3 separate regions of the Mus musculus genome follow, and regions 2 and 3 are each linked to region 1. A link is a contact called in ENCODE Hi-C or POLR2A ChIA-PET data. All regions are on one chromosome and are shown on one strand. Each heading gives the region's core, a stretch centred on a gene start or an enhancer-like site at or near the end of the contact. The rest is flanking DNA. Distances are from core to core; before and after follow the strand shown.

Region 1 (2,700 bases), core at 110-2,609:
GCAGTCAGTGCTCTTAACTGCTGAGCTCTCTTTCCAGTCCCAATCTGACTCTAGAATGTACATAATTCTCCTCTCCTTTCAATCCATCTTTTCATATACATTTCTCTGTTTTTGTGCTGGTGACTGAGATTTGCAAATGCTAAGCCAGCACTCTAGCTAGCTAGCCATCCACCTATCAGATAAATTTCTGATAGATGGATAGATAGATATACATCTCACTTAGTTTTATAGCCTCAGCTTTCAATTTTGTTTTTGCCTCATTACTAGGAATTGAACCCAAGACCTCAAGCATGGCTTTCAAACTAGACTTAACTTCTCAATAGTATCTTCTTACAAGTCTTCCCCTGGAAAGCTCAATGGCCTAGGAATCTTAAGATAGGCCAAAGGACACAGGCGGATTTTAGTTTGTGTCTTAAACATAATTTTGTTCACTCAGCACTGTGGGAGGAAAGTGTGGAATAGGGCGGGGCTGGGTGGGGTGGAGAGGGACTGTGGTTACAGAGACTTCTGTACCAGGCGAGCGTGAGGAATTTCTATGCTCAGTCCCGTATTGATGGCAAGCAACACCATGAATTAGCCTTCTGTTGGCTGGCCGAACAAACTAGCCAATTGTCTCTTGTTCAACATTAGGAATACTCTTCTCTCTTCATCTGATCGAGTACACTGTCACACCAACCTTCCAAGTTTTGACCTCTTCTAATTCCTTTGGAAGAATCTGATGATCCCGCCCACACCGGGAGACCGTTTTCTGGTAAATTATAATGATGACAGGTTAGGGGATCTTGGGCTGTATCCCATTCATTTGTTTGACATCATAAAGACATAAAAGGGCAAACATGTGTTTCTCTACGTTTTTTAATCAAGCCCCATTTTACAACACGACCTGGTCATCAGATGGCTGCAGTAGGTTGAGAGGATCAGAAGGGCTCACCGGCCTTCACACTTTTGGCACCAAGGCCAATCCTAGAGCTCACCCTAGGACCACAGGGAAGACAAACCAACCTGGAAGGGATAAACTTCGAAGCCAAAAGGACACAAGGTGTCCTCAATCTTCTGCTTCAGCTCTGCGACTCGCGGCTCCATAACGCACGCTGAACGCTGAGCTTGCTGGGAAATGGAGTCTCATAGCTAACTTAGGCTTGTATGCGTCCATCAGGGCTGGACTACATTTCCCAAGAAGTAAAGGAATAGTAACGGACTCAACTGACTCTGCACGGTGCATCTTGGTACACGTAGTTACTTTTGTCCTTGTAGCCCAAACATAACCGAGTCTGGAAGACTCCGTGTCCCGACGAGCTTCACGGGAGGTGTGAGTGTGAACGCACAGGGCACGTATTTCCAGGGAAACGTATTTCCGCCCTCTATTGCCTGTGGTCTCCGCAAGAAGCGGACTCAGTTTCCCGGGTGGCGCTGCGGCACCGGTACTTAAAATCTCATTCTCCGCCTACCAGAGTTTGAACTCTTGAGCGGCACTTGTCACTTGTCTCAGTGGTGATAGCGTCCTTGATTTGTGGAGGTCTCAACCAAAATTCGGTTCATTCTACCCTCTCGATATTATTCTGTTTTCTTCCCCCCTCCCCGACCCCCCACTTTTCAAAGTACTCTGTTCCGTAGTTCTAGATTCACAGTATTGCTATCGCACTGTTTCTGTAGCCCTAATATATTCCCACTTTCCTTATTTCCATCTAACTCTGTGGCTTGTCCTGGGCTGGCCCGCGGGTATCTGAGTGTGGAAGAGCAAGAACAGGGAAAGTTAGAGACGCAATTTCAAGTGCTCCAGGATGAACAGGAGCCCTAGCTGGTCTGATCAGCTTCATGCGGTTCTCAGTTCAACTGATGAAAATATGGCCCGGATTAAGGTAAGAGGGGGACCTCTGGGATCCCCATCTAACCCCTCCCATTGGGAGGCTAGGCTAGGGCTTAGTAAAGGGCACTGAGAGCTCACTGGCTTGTTGAACTGTTTGCTGGTTTTTTTTTTTTTTTTTTTTTTTTTTTTTTTTGTAGCAGAGTTTGTATCCCTTTCGAGTTTCCTCTACAGGTAAGTATTGTCTTTTCTCCCAGCCCTTTGTCTTCTCAGAGCCTCCTTTCTTTCAGTGCCTGCCTGTACAGCTCACAGTTCTGTACAAATCCCAGCTACTTCCTGTCCTCTGATTTCCTACACAGACAGACCCTGCTCTTGTCCCTTCCCTATTCCCACAATAGGGGACCTGGCTGACACCTGGACTTCTCATCGCTTACCTCCTCAGCCAGAGGCCCAAGCTCAACAGCCTTGGGCTCTAAAGACTCCCACTCTTGGAGAGAGACTGAGCTGTACTGAAGCCCACAGCTCCTCTCTCTGGGATGAAGTTACTAAACTCCGATCCCAGCTTCAGGCTCAGGCTCAGGTGAGGTATTAGGGGTATGTACGTGGTGATAATGTGAGACGAGAATATTAGGAGTTGGGACAATGACTTAGAAAGGAATGTCTGGGTTTTCTCTGCTTGGGTAGGTGACTGAGGCGCTGAAGCATTCTGTACAGAGCCTGTTGAAGGATCGGGAGCAACATATGTTCAAGATCAGTGCTCTAGAAGGTATTGGGCCAATTCTTTTCTATGTATGGCACACAGAGTTTTAAAATGGAAACCAAGAGTTTTGCACATGCTAATGATCTGTGCTCTACCACTGATGTACATACAGCTTTCGAGTTTTGCACATGCTAAT
Region 2 (2,826 bases), core at 267-2,766, 81 kb before region 1:
AGCACTTTAAAGCTCTCAAATCAAGCATTCCTCCTTTGGGGTCCTTTCGCTTAGCAAACTCATCTAGCAAGTAAACACTAGACTGATAGCTACATACAGCCTTTACCGAAGACACTACGCAAGTAAAGTGTCCCTTGAAGCAACAAAATCCCCGTCCCACATACCGAAAACCTAACGAATCAAGACACTTCTCCGCAAAGGTTAAGAGTTACAAAGCTTCAGTCCCGTAGCCACCCTCAAGATTACTGTAAACCTGGTAGTGAGTATATAATAAAATTCATTGCGCCCCACCGACCCGGCAAAAGCAGCATCCACTCCAAACAATGGAGTTTTCCCGCCTCCTACAGGCCCCGCCCACTCCTAAGAGCCAAAACTACGACGATCAGCGTGCAAAGCCCCGCCCTCTGAGAGGCCCCACCCACCCGCGTCCCCTGTTCCAAGCCTCCATCCTCGTGTGGGTTTTTTTTTTTTTTTTTTTTTTTTGGCGCCAAATCTGTTGGCCAATTTCTCGGTACGTCTACAGACTCTCTACAGAGACGCACCCTAGGAGTGCGCGATCAGGAGGGGCTCAAGGACCGACTGGAGCCGGGCCCCGCCTACCTACCGGCAACCTCGGGCAAGGGGTGGAAAAAAGGGGCCGGCGATGGAGCCAGCCACCGCTGCCCCCGGCAAGATGGCGGCCGTGAAAAGCCGGGCAGGGGGCGCCAGCCACCCGCCGTTACCGCTGGCGCGCCAGCTCTTCGCAAGTAGGGCTTCTCCACAGAGCAACCCTCTCCGCACGGCCGCCGTTGTTCCGGGGAAGGCAGCTGTCCCACCCACCAGCCCGTCCCGCCCGGGAAGCCAAGTCCCCGGACTCTCCCTGAGGACTGGCCTCAAGCTCGCCACAGTCCCGCTTACTTGTCAGCGGAAACCAGCTCCGCGGCGATGGCAGCAGCGGCTGTAGACTCTGTGGCCATCGTTCCCCTGAGGTGGTGGGCCAGTGGGCAGAACACTGCCTGCGAAGAAAACCAGAGAATTCCGGACAGCAGAGACTCACTCAGGTAGAGAAAATGGCAGATTGGAGACCCCGCGCGGTTGAGGCCCTCTTATATACCAGGTCCCTTGTCCCGCCCATCCACTTCCGGATCCTCCCCCCTCGGATTTAAAGGACTAGGACTCAACACCTTTCTGTCACAAGGACACAGCCCTGTATCCCTTCCCGTTTGGGTATCTTCCCGCCCTAGCCCGTTTTTCCTTAAAAAAAGAAAAAAAGAAAAAGAAAGTAAGATAGAAAGGAAAAAGAAAACAAAAATCAAACAATTTCCTGCTTCTGTGGCTAGTCGTGATAGAAGCAAAATCTCAGTACTACAACTTCTGAATGGGAGCCAGCCTAGAGATTCCACAATTAAGTGGAGCCAGTGAGTCTCTGCGACTGTGGAAAAAGTAGTCCCGAAGGTGTCTTTCTGACGGGGATACCCGAGAAGGTGACAGGTATTCCCTATGTCCTCTCAGTCTTAACGGATGGAAACGCAAGAGCTGAGCACGAGTACAGCAGCAACGGCTAGAACTGACCAGACAGACGCGTGGCTCTGGGCCTCAGCAACTACTGACGAAACAAGATGCTGCTCTAGGATTGGCTACAGATAAAACTATCGCGCTTGATTCAAAACTCTTAGAGGGGCAAAGGGATGCGGGTGTTTAGATCCACCGCCTTTGACTGATCCAATCCGTTGCTGCCATCATCTTACTTTACCCACGTCCAAGTTGTTAAGTTAAATCCTGTACTTAAAACACTTTAAATATTTTAGCTGTCTCTCTTTTTTTTTCTTTCATATATATTAGGTAGGGACTTACAGTCTATCCCTGGCTAGCCTGAAACTTGCTATTTAGACCCACTGATCTCTAACCCACAGACATCTGCCTGCCTGTGATTGCGAGGGCTGGGATTACAGGTGAGCAGCACCACACACGCCTTCTTTTACAACCTTTTGTAACTCCAGTTCAAGGGCATTCAATCAATGCCTTCCTGTGACCACCAGAGCCACTAGGCACACACATGGTACACATTTATGTATGCAGATACACTCATACACATTAAATAAAAGTAAATGTGGCTGGAAAATTCGCTAGGAGGTTAGGAGCACTTGTTATTCTTGCAAAGGATCCTGTTTCAATTCCCAGCACCCACAAGGCGCCTCACCACTTCGTTAAGCTCCAGGCATGCATATGGTGCACAGACATGGATGTAGGTAAAGCATTTATTCACACAAAATGAAAAAAAAAAAAAAGAACTAAAAATGGATAAATAGAAATAAGTGGGTTCCTTTAAAAAATAACTTGGGGGGGGCTGGTGAGATGGCTCAGTGGGTAAGAGCACCCGACTGCTCTTCCAAAGGTCTGAAGTTCAAATCCCAGCAACCACATGGTGGCTCACAACCATCTGTAACAAGATCTGACGCCCTCTTCTGGAGTGTCTGAAGACAGCTACAGTGTACTTACATATAATAAATAAATAAATCTTAAAAAAAAAATAACTTGGGTATGATGGCACACACCTTTATAATTTATTTAGTTGTATTTCATGTACATTGGTATCTTGTCTGCATGTATGTCTGTGTAAGGGTGTCTGAACCCTTGGAACAAGAACTACAGATAGTTTGTTCCTCTCCAAGAATAGCCAGTGCTCTTTAACCGGTGAGCCATCTCTCCAGTCCTAGCACACACCTTTAATCTCAGCACTCAGGAGGCAGACTGGTCTCCCTGGATTTGAACCCAGAATGTTTTACAGAGCTAGTTCTAAGACAGCACACCTGTTTCAGCACTCCAAAGGCAGAAGCTGTTGAGGCA
Region 3 (2,700 bases), core at 164-2,663, 110 kb before region 1:
ATTCTCCCCAACGGGTCTCCCAGTTCTCATTACTGGAAAGGTTCAGATCATTCCTGTCCCAGAATGGGAATTAGAAAGACTATTCCATTGTGTGGTGTGTTAATTCTGTAAAAGATGGGTTTATGCAAAGACATACTGCTAATATGAGGTTTACCTTGTGCGGAAATGTTCCCTACAGTGGAGAATTCTAGCTTGAAATCTGTCCATTTTAGAGAACAGCTGTGGTACAGATGACAGTTGCCTATCAGAGGCTAAATAGGCAATGAAGTCAAAGCCGCAGTTAATTAAATACTTGGCCAAACTCACTGTAATTGGTGGAACAAACTGACATTTTCACACCTGGGCCCCACCCAAAGGTGGCCAGGCACATTGCCCAGGCCTGCCTAAGCCTGTACTCGCTGCCCAGGGAGCTAGGGCACCTCCCCAAACATAAACATACATTTGAAGGACCTGGCGATTTAGCAGACTTGGTCTATTCTTTGTCCCTTTTCTCTCTTTTCTGTCCAGTCCGCCTTTTCTCTTTTGTCACATCCTCTGTAGGACGCTGGTGTCTATAAGAGATTCCATTCCATGGCCGATTACTCAGGGGAATCAGGACTTTTATCCTGTGAATCCTGTGATATGGTTTTCCGCTCCTGGGCTCTGTTGGCCACACACACCAAACGATTCTGCATTGGCCGGCTGACTCCGGAGGTAACACTTAAATCACAGCCTTCAGTCGCGATCAAACGAGGCACCAAGGTAAGGGCCGCCAGTGGCCAGGGGTAGGTTTTCCATCAATCATTATTCTTACGTTTTTTGCCTCCCCGCCACCAGATCATGGCACAAGAAAAGAGCCGTGATCAGGAAGCCAGCACATCTGCTCTAAAGAGGCTGACAGAGGAGGTACACACCAATCATGACTACAAACTTCAACTTTACATGTGTAGAGATTTACATGCTGGAAATCACCCAGTACAGAAATAGCGGGTCCGAGTTATTTGCAGGTGCAGTTGCTGTCCCTACAGAAAATAGGTCCCCGAGCGACTGAGGGTCTCACTTCCCAGACTGCAGGGAGCCCTGGGGAGAGGCTGCGAGTCTTGCAGGGAACCCGCGCCAGACGCATGGCAGAAACAGAAGCACAGAGCCGGGCGCTGGAGCGTCGCGGCGAAGGTGAGAGGTAAGGACTCGGCCCTGTCGCTGTGCTCGGACTCACCCTGACTCTGCCCATTTGTCCCTCAGAATTAAAACGGCGCCTCCACAGCGTGGCGGGACCCAAGGGAGGATTACCCCGCCCATTCGACTTGGAGCGCGAGCTCAGAGAACTCAAGGAAGAGGCCAACCGGACCCGGGGAGCACTGCAAACGCTAGGTGCGCATTTCCAGGCGCTCCAGCTTCAGCCTCGGTGAGTTGCCGGCCCAGCTTTGGTAGGAGTGCGGGCGGGGCCTTGGGCTCGGGTCAGTGACATCATCTGCTTGCGCCAGAAAACTGCAGGACACCCATAGGGCAGTGGAATTCTGTTACCTGCCCCTGCGGTTCAACCCGGAAACGCTGGCTGCAGAGATCCGGTGAGGACCCCGGCCCTGGGTGGACAGGATCGGGAGTCTGTTCAGTCTGGGAGATCGCTTTCTGCTGCCTTCTTGCTAGGATCCTACGTGAAGCCTACGTGCACGGTGGAGGCCGGGACCCAGAAGTTCTGGACAAAATATTGCAGCTGCAAGTGGAAGCGTCAGCCCTGGAATTGCAGCGGTCGCAAAACCGCAAGGGTGAACGAAAGGGTCTATCATAGAGGGTTTCTACACTGATGGTCCTAGAGTTGGAAGGAGAAAAGGGCTTGAGGGAGAGCACCACTAGAATGGGAGGCACGTAAGCCCAAGGAAGGAAAACCCATTGCCAGATGACAAATCCAGGCTTGTGCAGAAACCCTTAAAGTTGGATTACTACATAATGCTTGACAGATCACTTTAATTCATCTCAGAAAAACTAAGTGCCGCCTCTGAGGAGGTTCTAACGGTGGAAGCCGAAAACAGGCTCCTGGAGGCAGAAATCCTGGCATTGCAGAAGCAGAAAGTCCTGAGTCTGTCGCCCTGGGGTCAGTGAAAAATACAGCCTCTCCCTAGACAATCCCAGGGAACCCAACTCTGAAGGGGTGAAGGGACCAAGTCGGGAGGATGAAGTCCATGTCTGTAACGTGTTTCTGTCAATACAGCTATCTTTGTATCTTTGGTTTATGAGCCTGTACTCCCTCTGACTTACTCAGTTTGCTGCTTCCTCCAGCTCAAGCCACTTTGTTGTTGTTTCTAGGATCCAGGGATCTCCCCGGACACCTGAGTAGGTGTGATAACTCCCTCCTCCCTCCACTGGTTGCACCCCCAATACCACAACTTACAAGTTCCACAAAAGCCCAGAACTTCCATGGCACTTCAAAGACTGTGAGAAAGACAGCATTCGGGGTTGATGGCTGGCTTGACATGCAGTTTGGGGATCATGGGCAGATTGCAGTTCTGTAGGACTGAACTCTTTTGTCCACAATAGATACTTAATGGAACCATGACAAGAAAAATGGGTCTGGATCTCCACTTCCTCCTACCTGCATCAGATGTTCTAGGTCCAGCACCCTATGATCCTGGGTGAGGCCTGCTCCCTCCTTCACAGCATTTTTGAATGCTGACATTTATGGAGACCCACCAACCGCCATCCAGGCTTAAAGTACTGGCCGGG

The links. A loop is a pair of places that touch in the nucleus more often than their neighbours do. ChIA-PET counts read pairs that join two places held with the same protein, here RNA polymerase II (POLR2A).
Region 2: POLR2A ChIA-PET joins it to region 1 with 12 read pairs in embryonic stem cell. The contact joins the promoter of Nasp here to the promoter of Ccdc163 in region 1. POLR2A ChIA-PET finds 5 or more read pairs at or near these places in 4 of 5 experiments (Patski and embryonic stem cell).
Region 3: POLR2A ChIA-PET joins it to region 1 with 11 read pairs in embryonic stem cell. The contact joins the promoter of C530005A16Rik here to the promoter of Ccdc163 in region 1. A Hi-C loop is called at or near these places in 1 of 37 maps with a recorded cell type or tissue (T-helper 1 cell). POLR2A ChIA-PET finds 5 or more read pairs at or near these places in 3 of 5 experiments (Patski and embryonic stem cell).

Annotation. Positions count from the first base shown.
Region 1 is chr4:116,707,236-116,709,935 of GRCm38, forward strand. Ccdc163 (coiled-coil domain containing 163) reads left to right here and starts at 1,360. Exons shown (of 10, transcript NM_026714.3): 1 at 1,360-1,859; 2 at 2,005-2,038; 3 at 2,203-2,384; 4 at 2,489-2,570. The coding sequence starts at 1,782. Mmachc (methylmalonic aciduria cblC type, with homocystinuria) reads right to left here and starts at 1,150. Exons shown (of 4, transcript NM_025962.3): 1 at 1,003-1,150. The coding sequence starts at 1,083.
Region 2 is chr4:116,626,435-116,629,260 of GRCm38, forward strand. It overlaps Nasp (nuclear autoantigenic sperm protein (histone-binding)), which reads right to left and starts at 1,517. Exons shown (of 16, transcript NM_016777.3): 1 at 1,456-1,517; 2 at 898-995. The coding sequence starts at 956.
Region 3 is chr4:116,596,217-116,598,916 of GRCm38, forward strand. C530005A16Rik (RIKEN cDNA C530005A16 gene) reads right to left here and starts at 1,414. Exons shown (of 3, transcript NR_029450.1): 1 at 1-1,414. It overlaps Ccdc17 (coiled-coil domain containing 17), which reads left to right and starts at 514. Exons shown (of 13, transcript NM_001037916.3): 1 at 514-741; 2 at 817-885; 3 at 1,047-1,152; 4 at 1,222-1,384; 5 at 1,464-1,547; 6 at 1,627-1,745; 7 at 1,958-2,071; 8 at 2,284-2,411; 9 at 2,515-2,609. The coding sequence starts at 571.